Linked DNA regions of Homo sapiens: region 1 is linked to region 2. Evidence: chromatin contacts called from ENCODE Hi-C or POLR2A ChIA-PET data. All regions are on one chromosome and are shown on one strand. The core of a region is the stretch at or near the end of the contact, and the rest is flanking DNA. Distances in the headings are between cores, read along the strand shown.

Evidence for each region. Hi-C counts contacts between places; a loop is a spot of excess contacts on that map. ChIA-PET counts read pairs that join two places held with the same protein, here RNA polymerase II (POLR2A). Pooled maps may share reads with other maps.
Region 1: a loop to region 2 is called in a pooled map, with 2.1 times the contacts of the local background. The contact joins two enhancer-like sites. A Hi-C loop is called at or near these places in 3 of 50 pooled maps. POLR2A ChIA-PET finds 5 or more read pairs at or near these places in 3 of 52 experiments (A549, MCF 10A and T-cell).

Annotation. Positions count from the first base shown.
Region 1 is chr1:184,841,499-184,848,368 of GRCh38, reverse strand. The region is part of intron 5 of NIBAN1 (niban apoptosis regulator 1); the gene reads left to right. Among named protein-coding and RNA genes, the nearest start is that of EDEM3, 90 kb to the right of the region's middle. RefSeq lists an enhancer at 1,877-2,482 and a silencer at 4,426-4,515. Within about 2 kb of position 4,453, at least 3 of the 41 ENCODE cell types and tissues checked have a DNase peak (open chromatin) inside an H3K27ac peak, as active enhancers do.
Region 2 is chr1:184,948,409-184,955,400 of GRCh38, reverse strand. The region is part of intron 1 of NIBAN1 (niban apoptosis regulator 1); the gene reads left to right. Among named protein-coding and RNA genes, the nearest start is that of NIBAN1, 23 kb to the left of the region's middle. Within about 2 kb of position 1,685, at least 2 of the 41 ENCODE cell types and tissues checked have a DNase peak (open chromatin) inside an H3K27ac peak, as active enhancers do.

The DNA of each region.
Region 1 (6,870 bases), core at 3,204-5,703, 110 kb after region 2:
CAGGAGCAGGTTGTTCAGTTTCCATGTAGTTGAGCGGCTTTGAGTGAGATTCTTAATCCTGAGTTCTAGTTTGATTGCACTGTGGTCTGAGAGATAGTTTGTTATAATTTCTGTTCTTTTACATTTGCTGAGGAGAGCTTTACTTCCAACTATGTGGTCAATTTTGGAATAGGTGTGGTGTGGTGCTGAAAAAAATGTATATTCTGTTGATTTGGGGTGGAGAGTTCTGTAGATGTCTATTAGGTCCACTTGGTGCAGAGCTGAGTTCAATTCCTGGGTATCCTTGTTGACTTTCTGTCTCGTTGATCTGTCTAATGTTGACAGTGGGGTGTTAAAGTCTCCCATTATTAATGTGTGGGAGTCTAAGTCTCTTTGTAGGTCACTCAGGACTTGCTTTATGAATCTGGGTGCTCCTGTATTGGGTGCATAAATATTTAGGATAGTTAGCTCCTCTTGTTGAATTGATCCCTTTACCATTATGTAATGGCCTTCTTTGTCTCTTTTGATCTTTGTTGGTTTAAAGTCTGTTTTATCAGAGACTAGGATTGCAACCCCTGCCTTTTTTTGTTTTCCATTTGCTTGGTAGATCTTCCTCCATCCTTTTATTTTGAGCCTATGTGTGTCTCTGCACGTGAGATGGGTTTCCTGAATACAGCACACTGATGGGTCTTGACTCTTTATCCAACTTGCCAGTCTGTGTCTTTTAATTGCAGAATTTAGTCCATTTATATTTAAAGTTAATATTGTTATGTGTGAATTTGACCCTGTCATTATGATGTTAGCTGGTGATTTTGCTCATTAGTTGATGCAGTTTCTTCCTAGTCTCGATGGTCTTTACATTTTGGCATGATTTTGCAGCGGCTGGTACCGGTTGTTCCTTTCCATGTTTAGCGCTTCCTTCAGGAGCTCTTTTAGGGCAGGCCTGGTGGTGACAAAATCTCTCAGCATTTGCTTGTCTGTAAAGTATTTTATTTCTCCTTCACTTATGAAGCTTAGTTTGGCTGGATATGAAATTCTGGGTTGAAAATTCTTTTCTTTAAGAATGTTGAATATTGGCCCCCACTCTCTTCTGGCTTGTAGGGTTTCTGCCGAGAGATCCGCTGTTAAGTCTGATGGGCTTTCCTTTGAGGGTAACCTGACCTTTCTCTCTGGCTGCCCTTAACATTTTTTCCTTCATTTCAACTTTGGTGAATCTGACAATTATGTGTCTTGGAGTTGCTCTTCTCGAGGAGTGTCTTTGTGGCATTCTCTGTATTTCCTGAATCTGAACGTTGGCCTGCCTTGCTAGATTGGGGAAGTTCTCCTGGATAATATCCTGCAGAATGTTTTCCAACTTGGTTCCATTCTCCACATCACTTTCAGGTACACTAATCAGACGTAGATTTGGTCTTTTCACATAGTCCCATATTTCTTGGAGGCTTTGCTCATTTCTTTTTATTCTTTTTTCTCTAAACTTCCCTTCTCGCCTCATTTCATTCATTTCATCTTCCATTGCTGATACCCTTTCTTCCAGTTGATCGCATCAGCTCCTGAGGCTTCTGCATTCTTCACGTAGTTCTCGAGCCTTGGTTTTCAGCTCCATCAGCTCCTTTAAGCACTTCTCTGTATTGGTTATTCTAGTTATACATTCTTCTAAATTTTTTTCAAAGTTTTCAACTTCTTTGCCTTTGGTTTGAATGTCCTCCCGTAGCTCAGAGTAATTTGATCGTCTGAAGCCTTCTTCTCTCAGCTCGTCAAAATCATTCTCCATCCAGCTTTGTTCTGTTGCTGGTGAGGAACTGCGTTCCTTTGGAGGAGGAGAGGCGCTCTGCGTTTTAGAGTTTCCAGTTTTTCTGTTCTGTTTTTTCCCCATCTTTGTGGTTTTATCTACTTTTGGTCTTTGATGATGGTGATGTACAGATGGGTTTTCGGTGTAGATGTCCTTTCTGGTTGTTAGTTTTCCTTCTAACAGACAGGACCCTCAGCTGCAGGTCTGTTGGAATACCCTGCCGTGTGAGGTGTCAGTGTGCCCCTGCTGGGGGGTGCCTCCCAGTTAGGCTGCTCGGGGGTCAGGGGTCAGGGACCCACTTGAGGAGGCAGTCTGCCCGTTCTCAGATCTCCAGCTGCGTGCTGGGAGAACCGCTGCTCTCTTCAAAGCTGTCAGACAGGGACACTTAAGTCTGCAGAGGTTACTGCTGTCTTTTTGTTTGTCTGTGCCCTGCCCCCAGAGGTGGAGCCTACAGAGGCAGGCAGGCCTCCTTGAGCTGTGGTGGGCTCCACCCAGTTCGAGCTTCCTGGCTGCTTTGTTTACCTAAGCAAGCCTGGGCAATGGCGGGTGCCCCTCCCCCAGCCTCGCTGCCGCCTTGCAGTTTGATCTCAGACTGCTGTGCTAGCAATCAGCGAGATTCCGTGGGCGTAGGACCCTCTGAGCCAGGTGTGGGATATAGTCTCGTGGTGCGCCGTTTCTTAAGCTGGTCTGAAAAGCGCAATATTCGGGTGGGAGTGACCCGATTTTCCAGGTGCGTCCGTCACCCCTTTCTTTGACTCGGAAAGGGAACTCCCTGACCCCTTGCGCTTCCCAGGTGAGGCAATGCCTCGCCCTGCTTCGGCTCGCGCACGGTGCGCACACACACTGGCCTGCGCCCACTGTCTGGCACTCCCTAGTGAGATGAACCCGGTACCTCAGATGGAAATGCAGAAATCACCCGTCTTCTGCGTCGCTTACGCTGGGATCTGTAGACCGGAGCTGTTCCTATTCGGCCATCTTGGCTCCACATTCCCTTTTTAAAATTTTTGTAGAGACGGGGGTCTCACTATGTTGCCCAAGCTAGTCTTGAACTCCTGGCCTCAAGCAATCCTCCTTGGCCTCCCAAAGTATTAAAATTACAGGCATGAACCATCATACTTGGCCTATAATCTGCTTTTTGCAGTTAAAGTTATCCCCAAACTACTTTTTCATAATGTCATCATAATTGTTATTTTAATTTGTGGAAAAGAAAAAAATATTATTTTAGTGACTGCATAATATTCCATTCAGTAATCCCATCTTATTTTGTTTAAGCTTGTTGTTAGCCAAGTTATTAAACAAGATGCTCCTTGAACTTTACTGAAAATAATTGTAAATGCTTAGCGTTTTCACAATGAAATCACCTATTTACCCTAAGTGTAAAGCTCTGTTAAATGGATCCCTTAGTGAGACAACTCATGCTGATGATGCACAGGATCCCAGGCCTTTGGCCACCCCAATGGGAAAATGCTTTCCTAGTGTCTTTTAGCTTAAAGCAATTATTCAAAATTGGTACACATTGTGGGCTCAGATAACCCAGAAATTAAAGAGAACTCTGTTGGCGGTACTGGTTCTTCTTGTAATAGGTCAGGAATGTAGACATTATCTTTATTGGTACATGACTACTGAAGTTCTACTTTTTTTAAAACAATTATCTGGTCTCTAAGAGGACTAAATTGTATACTGCCCCTCCAAATCTAAGGAGAGGGCCATGAAATTAGCCAGTGTTCTCACCTTTCTGATCAGGGCAGGGTGATGGGTTTGCAGGAGTATGTGGCTGCCATCCCTCCTTCTTAGGAAGAAAATGGATCATGGGTCAGTTTAATTTCTTAGGTCTTTGGAAAAAGGTTACGAATAATGAAGCTGGGATGTATTGTCCTAGACAAGGGTAAACTGCAGTAGTTAAAAGTTTTAAGTAAGGTTAGCTCCTTTTTGGAGCTGAATCTGCATGGGACTAGAAATCTATATTGTGCCTATTATTTTTATTCTTATTTTCCGACCTGATAAAATGAGTTATTTATTCATATGACCTTGGGCAATGACATAAACTTCTTCGATTTCAGTTTTTTCCATTTTCTACCAGAAATGATTACATCTGGCTTACCTGTCTCATGAGATTGCAGTGAGAATCAAATGAAATGTTGTAAATTGTAAAAGCCTCTGACAAGTTCAAGGTAGATGCTATTATTAATCATTGGTAATGATGATGAGTAGAATATTCCCAGATAGCATCATCAGACAGTGCTACACTCTGTAGGTGTGTTAGGCTAGGACATGATGAGTGATGCCAATTAATGCCAGTGATTTGTTCTCTCATGTAAAGCTAGCCAAGTTATTTTACTGTCTGCCTTTACTTGTAGAAAGTGTGCTCTCACAGATGTTGGTAAGACTAAGGTGTTCTGATTTCACAAGATGCAGGTAATCCATAGAATCAGTCAGGAAGAATGTCCCTAGTATTTTTATGTGCTACAGTGATAAATTATACCAAGACCCGTTTGTCAACAGCATTTCCAGAAATAAGAGAAAGTGTCATCAAAAATGAAGGACAAGTCGTGACTAAAGAAGCATCTTCCCTATTTGTTTGAACAGTCAAGCTTGCTTTAAATCGTATCCAAGTTGTGTAGTAAACTTGCCTGCAGAGAGTAAGCCACACAGATGCCCACAACGTCACTGAGAGGCACGTGACCCAGTTTCTGTGGTCTGAGCTGAAAGATAACCCGGGTGTGTGATGGCCACACCTGCCTGTAAAACATTATATGGTGGGCACTTTTTCAAATTCACATTTTTAAAGAGGGAATTAGATGGTTTTCATTTGTTTTGCTTAGGTTTTGTGGTGTAATTTTTTTCTCCAGAGGTCATCTCAGCAGCATCTCCATAAATAATTATCAAGGGATTGGGAGATAGTTTTGCACTCACTGTCTTAGAATACAAATCTTCCCATACAAAGCCATATAGATTTGTCCAGGGAAGATAGGAAATAATTGATTGTGTCATTGTTCTCTTGGCCTGACTTTGCTCCGGTGGCTATGGCACACGGGGTGATAGATTAACTCTTTCAGGTGTATGGAAAGCATGTTCAATGAATCACAACTTCAGCACACAGAGTATTTTGATGGTATTTGGAAAGAAGCAAATATTCTCTCTTTTTTTTTGCGGGGGGGAAAGTGTCTGATGACACCATCCATACTTTTTAGAAAAGACTGGAGTGTGGGTCATTTTCATATCTGTAAGGCTTTGAAAAAAAACTTATGGTAAAGAAACAGATCATTCATGCTAGGGAAAGAAAGCTATCACAGACAAGCTATAATCCACATATCCACTGAGTGCCAGAAAAGAGAAAATGAGATCAATCAGGGTTACATCTGGGGATTTACATCCAGACAATGATGACTGCTTCCGAAGGGAGGAGGAAGGGGTTCCACCATGGGTAGAGTTCTAGTTGTTTGGAATGGCGTCCTCATGAACCCACCTGAAGTGTTGATTCCTTATCCACATATTTTTTGATAAAGCTTCATTGTGGTACTATTTTTAACCATCACTTTGACTAAATGCGAGGGTTCATTTGTGTTAAGTGGGTGAGCAGTTGACAGAGTAGACCTTTTGTAACCTGCTAAGGAGGGAACAAGGTCATCAAGACGCTAAGCATTCAAGAACCATGGTCTTCTACTATCACCTTTGCTTTTGTGTCATTTTTTTTTTCTCAAACGTGATGTGTAAATCAACTGCAACAGAATTACCTGAAGAGCTTGTTTAAATACAGATTCCTGGATCCAATTCCAGGTCTGTTGAATCAGAATATCTATGGCAAAACCAAGAATGGATTTTTTTTTTTTTTTTTTGAGACAGAGTTTCACTTTTGTCGCCCAGGCTGCAATGGCACGATCGTGCAAAGGCACAATCTCGGCTCACTGCAACCTCCGCCTCCCGGGTTCAAGTGATTCTCCTGCCTCAGCTTCTAGAGTAGCTAGGATTACAGGCGCCCGCCACCACGCCCGGCTAATTTTTCATTTTTAGTAGAGACGGGGCTTCACCATGTTGGCCAGGCTGGTCTCAAACTCCTGACCCCAGGTAATCCGCCTGCCTCGGCCTCCCAAAGTACTGGGATTACAGGCGTGAGCCACCATGCCCGGCCTTACCACAAGTGATTCTGATTTGAGAACCACTCTCCTAATGCTGGGTAGAGGAGTGGTTCTCAAAGTGTGTTCCTGGACCTGTAGCATCAGCATCACCTCGGGAGCTTCTTAGAAATGCAAATTCTTGGGCCCTGCCCCAGACCTATTGAATCAGAAACTCTGGGAGTGGGGGCCAGCTATCTGTTTTAGCAAGCCTGCTAGGTGATGTTGATGCTCACCAAAATCTGAGAAGCACTGGGGTAGAGTACATCAGTTCCCTTCAGTATCTCTTTACAACAGTAGGGAAGGCAATCGTTAAGACAATGTGAATCATTTGCAACCTGGGTTTGTTTGTAACCATGAAATTTCAAATTTAGAAGAACTTTATAGGAGATTTAAACCAGCACCCCTTCTAGTGCTGGTTTTCTTTCTTCTCCTCCCACGTTCCCTCCTTTCTTTCCTTCTTTGAACACTTAATAAGTACTATGTACTAGGGAGTAGGGATGCAGGGGTGAATATGAATGGCAGCACCCTATCCTTTTGGAGTTTACAGTCTTGGGGAAAGACATATCTCACATGATTACACTAATAACTGTAACATTATAACTGCTGTAAGTACAGTGGTGGGAGGCACATGATGCCATGAGACTATATAATAGAGATTTGAGCAAATCTGTACACCTGTTACAAGGTAACTCAGCCCAGATGGAGTACTTCCTTTCTAGGGGAAATTTTGACATCCTGTTGGAGCCTATTTGACTTTAAGATAAGCCCATATGTTAGAAATTTGCTCCTTATATTGAGTCAAAATCTGCCACACTCTAAATGACACAACCCTGGTTCTAGTATCTGAATCTCCATGAAACGAATCCAGCCCTCTGTTCCATTGAAGATCTTCGTATAGATAAAGATCTCTTTCTTCTAGGTTTTTCCTTTCCAAGGCTGTGAGATTCCTCATTCACTTGGTCTTCTTCAGAAGTACTCCACTTTTTT
Region 2 (6,992 bases), core at 436-2,935:
GACAGAGCAAGTCTCCATCTCAAAAACAAAACAAAAAAGAAAAGGAAAGGAAAGGAAAGGAAAGGAAAGGAAAGGAAAGGAAAGGAAAGGAAAAGAAAAGAAAAGATTGAAGCCTTTTATATCTATTTGTCCATTGCAGCAGCCATTAGGGACATATAACTAATGAGCACTTGAAATGTGGCTAGTCCAAATTAAGATATGATGCAAGTTTAAAATACACACCAATTTTGAAGTTTTAGTACAAAGAAAATAATGTAAAATAATTAATATTATTTAATACAAAACTGCTATTTAATAGCAATTACATATTGAAGTAATACAATTTTGGCCCTATGATTGGGCTAAATAACATATATTAAAACTAATGTAATCAGTTTTTAAAAAATTTTAATGTGGCTACTGGAAGACCAAATAACATTTGAGGCTTACATCTATGGCTCACATGGCATTTCTTTTAGACAGCTGTTCTCGAATAAAGATTCATAGAAGATTCATAGAGCTGCAAGGAAACTTAGAGATAAGCATCTAATCCAACTCTTTTATTGTAATCTCAGAAGCTGAATGAGCTGTTCTCATCTGCCTAGCTAGTAAAGCACACATAGGCTTGGAATTCAGGTCTCCACACTCCTGGTGCAGAGCTCTTTTCATAATCCATGGTATCCAACCAAACCAAACCAAACATTTCCAAGATTTAAGTTTCCAGTTCAAACCAGAATATACTCTGATTCTGAGTTACACATAAGCATCCCGAAAATGACAAGCCTTTTTTCCAATCTGATGTATTTTCAACCCTAGACTTAAAACTTAAGTATAATTTGCCCTGCCCCTGAAGAACTGCAGGCACAAGCAGCCAGCCAGACAGGCTCGTGCTTGACTCCCTCATTAACCCAGATAAAAGAGGCCCTGAGGTCATTTGCCTTTGCCCTGGTCTTCTGCATTTCCCTTAGCTGAATGGTTAAACTCACAAGGAAATGCTAAGATTTTCTTATCTCTTCTGAATTTTCTCTTAAAGGGATGGAAAGATATGAAAACCTAGTATTTCACATGACTACCCCTTTTTCCTAGCCAGGAGGTGGCACCGTGGATAGCAGTTAAGGGAAATAACAGATGAGTTTCATTCTCTTTTGTCTCATTTTCTGTTCTTGGCTTCCACTCTAGACCTATAACCAAATTCCCAAGGTCTGGAATATTTTCTGAACTTTTTGTCCTAGAATAGTCCAAGGTTTCCCCCATCCAACTTACTCTCCCTCTCTAACTCACCGATTTCCATAAAATCACATTTGAGCCGTTGTGTATGTAGATAATGTTTCAGATAAGGGCTTAGATGTTTAAAAAGTTTCTTATCTTAAACAATGTAGTACCAATACATAATCTTTCCCCCTTAGGAATTTTGAGTAATGAAGTGCTCCTTGAATCATATAATTTGCAGTTGAAATTGAAATAACATAATTACCTTATCCAGTGTTCTTTGGAAAACACCGTCACTAGACTCTGAGGTTGTCTCATTTTCTCTGAACTTTCTCACCTTTTTCAGTGATTTCTGGAATGTTAAGTTCTGAGAAGCCATAAGATATGTCTCCTGACCCATGACAACTTTAGTGACTAACCCACTTACTCACACATTTCATGTTTCAGCATTTCCTCCCTTCGGTATCATTATTTGGCACTTCCACGAGAAACTCCTGAGGCGTACTATAGCTAACTACTTTGTTTATTTCAGATCATCACTGCTATTGACATCAGTGGATGTCTGAGAAAGGGAGCACAAACCTTCATGTCTCCACATGTTTTTAATGAAAATATTTGATGCCTTAAGGTGTGCTGATAACCAAACTCAGCATTTCTCCAGGGATATGTTTAAATTTCTGCATTGTTCATTCTAAGGAGAAATATACACATATGATGTATTTTGCAAATGAGCATAAGTTTCACTAAGATATGTAAAAGACGCTTTCAAAATGATATTTATAATATGTCTCATTTTTAGAAGAGTGGACAAAATAAAATGAACTTACAGAGCAACTAAACCCTTAAGAAACATTTACCATAAAATGTTAACTGTGTAGCTTTCTTGATTCAGTAGGGCATTGGCTGTGGAGGTAGAGCACCCAAGTACAGATAATGGCCCCATCTCTTGCTAGCTGTGCTACCTTCTGCAAGTTATCTAGCCTCCTCTAACCTTGGTTTCTTCCACTACAAAGTGGGGATAATAGTACCTCCGAAGGCTGTTGTAAAGACTCATTGCACTAATCCTCGTAAAGCACTTAACACTGTGATAGGGACATGGACTCTCAACAACTGGTTTTATCACTTATAATAGTATACCTTCTGCAACCTAAAGTCAAAGATTTTAAATAAACTGTACATCAAATAAAATACTTTTCTTCAAAATCCTTAGTCAACCATTCCTGGAGCCAGTTGGAATCAGAACTGAATTTCTATATATTTTCTATAATTTATGGAGTTGAGACTTCAGTATGCTTCAGACTTAATAGACAGCATAAACTTGAGGGGCAAGTACATGAACTTGGTGTAGAAGAACTTGTTTGAATCCTGGTTCTGGCACATACCATGTGACTTTGGGCTTGTCTTTAGGCCTCGGTTTTCTCATTAGTGAAACAAGTTGTTTAATTGATTGATTAAGTCTTTTCAAAAAAACTTACTTAGGATGAACTTATAAACCTTAATTTGCAGCATTTAGTTTAGTCCAAGCTTGTGCAATCCATGGCCTGTGGGCTGCATGTGGCCCGGGAAGGCTTTGAATGTGGCCCAACACAAATTTGTAAACTTTCCTAAAACATTATGAGATTTTTTTGTGTGCAATTTTCTTTTTTAGCTCATTAGCTATCCTTAGTGTTAGCATATTTTATGTATGGCCCAAGACAATTCTTCTTCTTCCAATGTGGCCCGGGGAATCCCAAAGACTGGACACCCCTGGTTTAGCCCTTAAAACCTCAAACGTCATGGAACACATCTATTTCTTTTTCTTTTTCTTTTTTTGAGACAGGGTCTTGCTCTGTCGCCCAGGCTGGAGTGTAGTGGTGCGATGGCTCACTGCAACCTCTGTCTGCTGGACTCAAGCTATCCTCTCACCTCAGCCTCCTGAGTAGCTGGGACTGTAGGCATGTGCCACCACACCTGGCTTATTTTTTCAATTTTCTTTTGTAGAGATGAGGTCTTGCTATGTTGCCCAGGCTGATCTTAAACTCTTGGACTCAAGCACTTGCCCACCTTGGCTTCCCAAAGTGCTGGGATTATAGGCGTAAGCCATCATGCCTGGCCTATCTATTTCTTATAATAATGAAGCATTCATTGTGTGTCTTTCCTTCTAGTCATCAAATAGAAATATGCCCTGTTCTGTGAAACGGGATGAACAAAGCAGACTAAATCCCTGCTCTCATGGGACTTACATCATAGAGGTGGTGGTAGGGAGAAATAAAACTAAGAAATAATAAGATGGTATCATTACCAAGGATGATGAAGCAGGGAGGTCAGTGTGGTTACGGAGGAATGAGCAATGGGAACTGTGAGCAGAGACAGGGCAGCAAGGTAGGTGGGATCACATCTCAGGGGGACTTATAGGCCATTGGAAGGACTTGGGCTTTTACTCTGTGTAAGAAGAGAAGCCATGGGGAGTTTCGAGGAGAGGAACGCCATAGTCTGAATTATCTGACTGTTGTGTAGAGAATAGACTGTAGGGGGGACAAGGGAGGAAGCAAGCCAAACAGGAAGAAGCTGGAGCTGTGATCCGGGCCAGGGATTATGGTGGTGTGGACTAGGGGGTAGCTGGAGGTAGGGAGACATGGTTGGGTTATAAATACATTTTGGAGGTAGAGCTGACAGGATTTGCTGATGAAGTATGTGGAATATGAGGGGAAAAAAAGTGGCTTCAAGGATGACTCCACAATTTCTGACCTGAACAAAAGAAAGAATGGAGTTGCTGCTTATTGAAAGAAGGAAGACTGGGGGAACACATTTGATGGAGAAAATGAAGAGTTCACTTTTGGACAGGCTAAGATTGAGGTTCAAGTGGAGATGTCAGCTAAGCAGATGGATGTCTCATCTGATAATCACTGTCATTTGTTAAGTGGCATCCTTAATTACCTGCCAGGCACTAGGGTAAGAACATTACACGTGTTACCTCATCTAAATTCTCATAATAACCCTCCAAGATAGGTACTGTTATCATTTGCAGATGGTGAGACTGAAGCCCAGGGAGACTGTGGCAAAGGCCACACAGCTAATATTTAATGCACATGGTCCTCCTTGAAGCCAATGCCTCACTCTTGCATACAATGTCACTCACTACATAGCCATGAGAGGAGGCGGCTGGGTGTCAGAAAAACTGAGCTGAGTTCATGCTCCCATGAGGAGTTTGCTGTATGGCTTATATCCATTGCCTCAACCTCTTTCTGTCTTAATTCTCATGGATACCTTGAAGGTTATTGAATTCAAGTCAGAAATATCACTTACTATTTAAGAGCAGAAAGATGCTGATGATATATGCTCACAATATATTTTACTTCTGAGGATTACAAGTAATTTTCAGCACCAAATACTGTAATTCAAGGGAGCGGTAAGAACTGTCATGTAATGAAATTATTGTTTCCCAAGGAAATCAGGTTGGATGCTGTTCTATGTCGATTATTGTCTTCTTTTATAGCTGAATTAGGCATGTGGCCATGAATTTTCATTTCTAGCATAACCTAATCGAAAACCAGCTTCTTATTTGTGATGCTACTGAGCAAGTGAAGTTTTTCAATCTATATTTCACGATAGCCTTTAGATGAACAAGCAGAAGTATAATCATGATGTTCTCATTTGCATAAGCATCTTCTTGACAGGTCATCAGATATCTTTATTGTTCTTGGGTACATTTCATGGGCTGCTGAAAGCGTGCATAATGATCTCTAGCAATTCATCTTTTTACCTAGCTTAATGGCCCTTGTTACATATTAGGAGAATGATGGAGTGAAAAGACAAAGTGTCTGGGGCCTGCCTGCCTAAGAATGTGGAGAAAATTACATTGGGGAATAAATTATATTAACTCCTTCTCATCATTCACTTACCTTTTGTAAATTTCATCTCACTATGCTAAACAATCCTGGATGGCCTGGGAAAAAAGTCGTGCACCTTCTCACTAACAGGCTCAGATTCCTTGTTCATCGTTAAGATAATAGAGACCATTATATTATCTCATGAGATTATCTGCATCTAAATTAACAGACTCCTCTGCACTAGTGAACAGGGTGAATGCATTCATTTGGGTTGGGGTTGGGTGGGGTTCTTACCTTTATAACTCTTGTTTTTTTTAAAATGATTTTGGAGATAAAGCAAATAAAAAATCATTATCTTGATAGAGTAGTTTTAAATAAACATTTGATGGAATTATCTTTTTATTGTTTCATTCTTGGCATCCATTCAATAATAATGATGGTGGTAGTGATGGTGATGACTGTTGATTGCCTGGGGGTGCAAGAGCCTTACCTATGGCTGGTCTGTGACAGAGCAGGGACCCCAACCCAGTACTGCATAATTTTCTGTGGATATTGTCATCCCCAATTTCCCCATTAGAAACTGAGACCTAAATTCTAGTCTGAGATTCTTCACTTGATTATGTGCCCCTTAGCATAATCCTAGTTCAGTTTTAATAGTCACTCTGAAGGAAAACTTTTTCACAGGACTAATGACTCCTCTGCTTTCAAAGGGAAGTGCAGTGTGCTATCTCTTACTCTTATTTAAACTTATAGTTAGTTGGACAAGCAGGAGAAAAACTTGGGTAGCCATGTGACTCAATGGAAAGAGTGGAAGAAGGATTGGGGCAGCCCATGTTTGGGTCCTCTTTGCGCAAGTTATATAACTGAGCCTCAGTTCCTTTGTATGTGAAATGGGATAATAACAACTAATTTACATTTTGTTGTGAGAATTAGGTTATGCGTGTACTGTGTTCATAAGGGCTCAATAAGTGGTGGTTATTCTTATTACTATAAGCCAGTTTATTTGAACAATATTCCACTTTCATTTATTTATTTATTTATTTTTTGAGACGGAGTCTCGCTCTGTCGCCCAGGCTGTAGTGCAGTGGTGCAATCTCGGCTTACTGCAAGGTCTGCCTCCCGGGTTCATGCCATTCTCCTGCCTCAGCCTCCCACGTAGCTGGGACTATAGGCGCCCGCCACCACGCCTGGCTAATTTTTTGTATTTTTTTCTTAGTAGAGATGGGGTTTCACCGTGTTAGCCAGGATGGTCTCTATCTTCTGACCTCATGATCCGCCCGCCTCGGCCTCCCAAAGTGCTGAATATTCCACTTTCAAAGAAAAGAAAATCTCTCACCAAATGTCAGAGTATAGCAAATCCAAAAGATAAATCCAAAAGATTTTAGAACAAAAATTAGGGAAAAATATTAAAAGCCATTATTTTTATTTAAATATTTTAAGTAACAATTCTGATTCTAAATTACTACATAAAACATGAAGAAAAATAGAAAAAAATAAATTATCCATGATCCTTCAATCTGTTGTTAAGTAATATAAGTATCTATTTCCTTTCTCTTCTTTCTCTTTCTCTTTTCAATGTTTCATATAAACATATCCACACACATAAAAAACAAAATTTGGGTCATATTTTGTACAAATCGGTATACTGCCACTCCACATTATATTGTAAACATTTCCCTTATCATTAAATAGTCTCCGAAATCTTAAGTTTTATTGGCTGTGGAGGATGCTGGCTGTCGTATATCCTGTAATTTATTTAACCATTCTCTTCTTGTTGGACATTTAGGTCATTTTAAAATTTTCATTATTATAAATAATATTTTAGTGAACATCCTAATGCATAAATATTTATATGAATCTCTGATCACTTTCTTAGAATTATTTCTTAGGTGTCAAAATGTGAATAATTTTTTAAAATTACAGTTTTAAAAAGAAAGGCCATCATAGATGCATAATATATCAGCCACACTGAATTTCTAACCTCTTGGAACACAG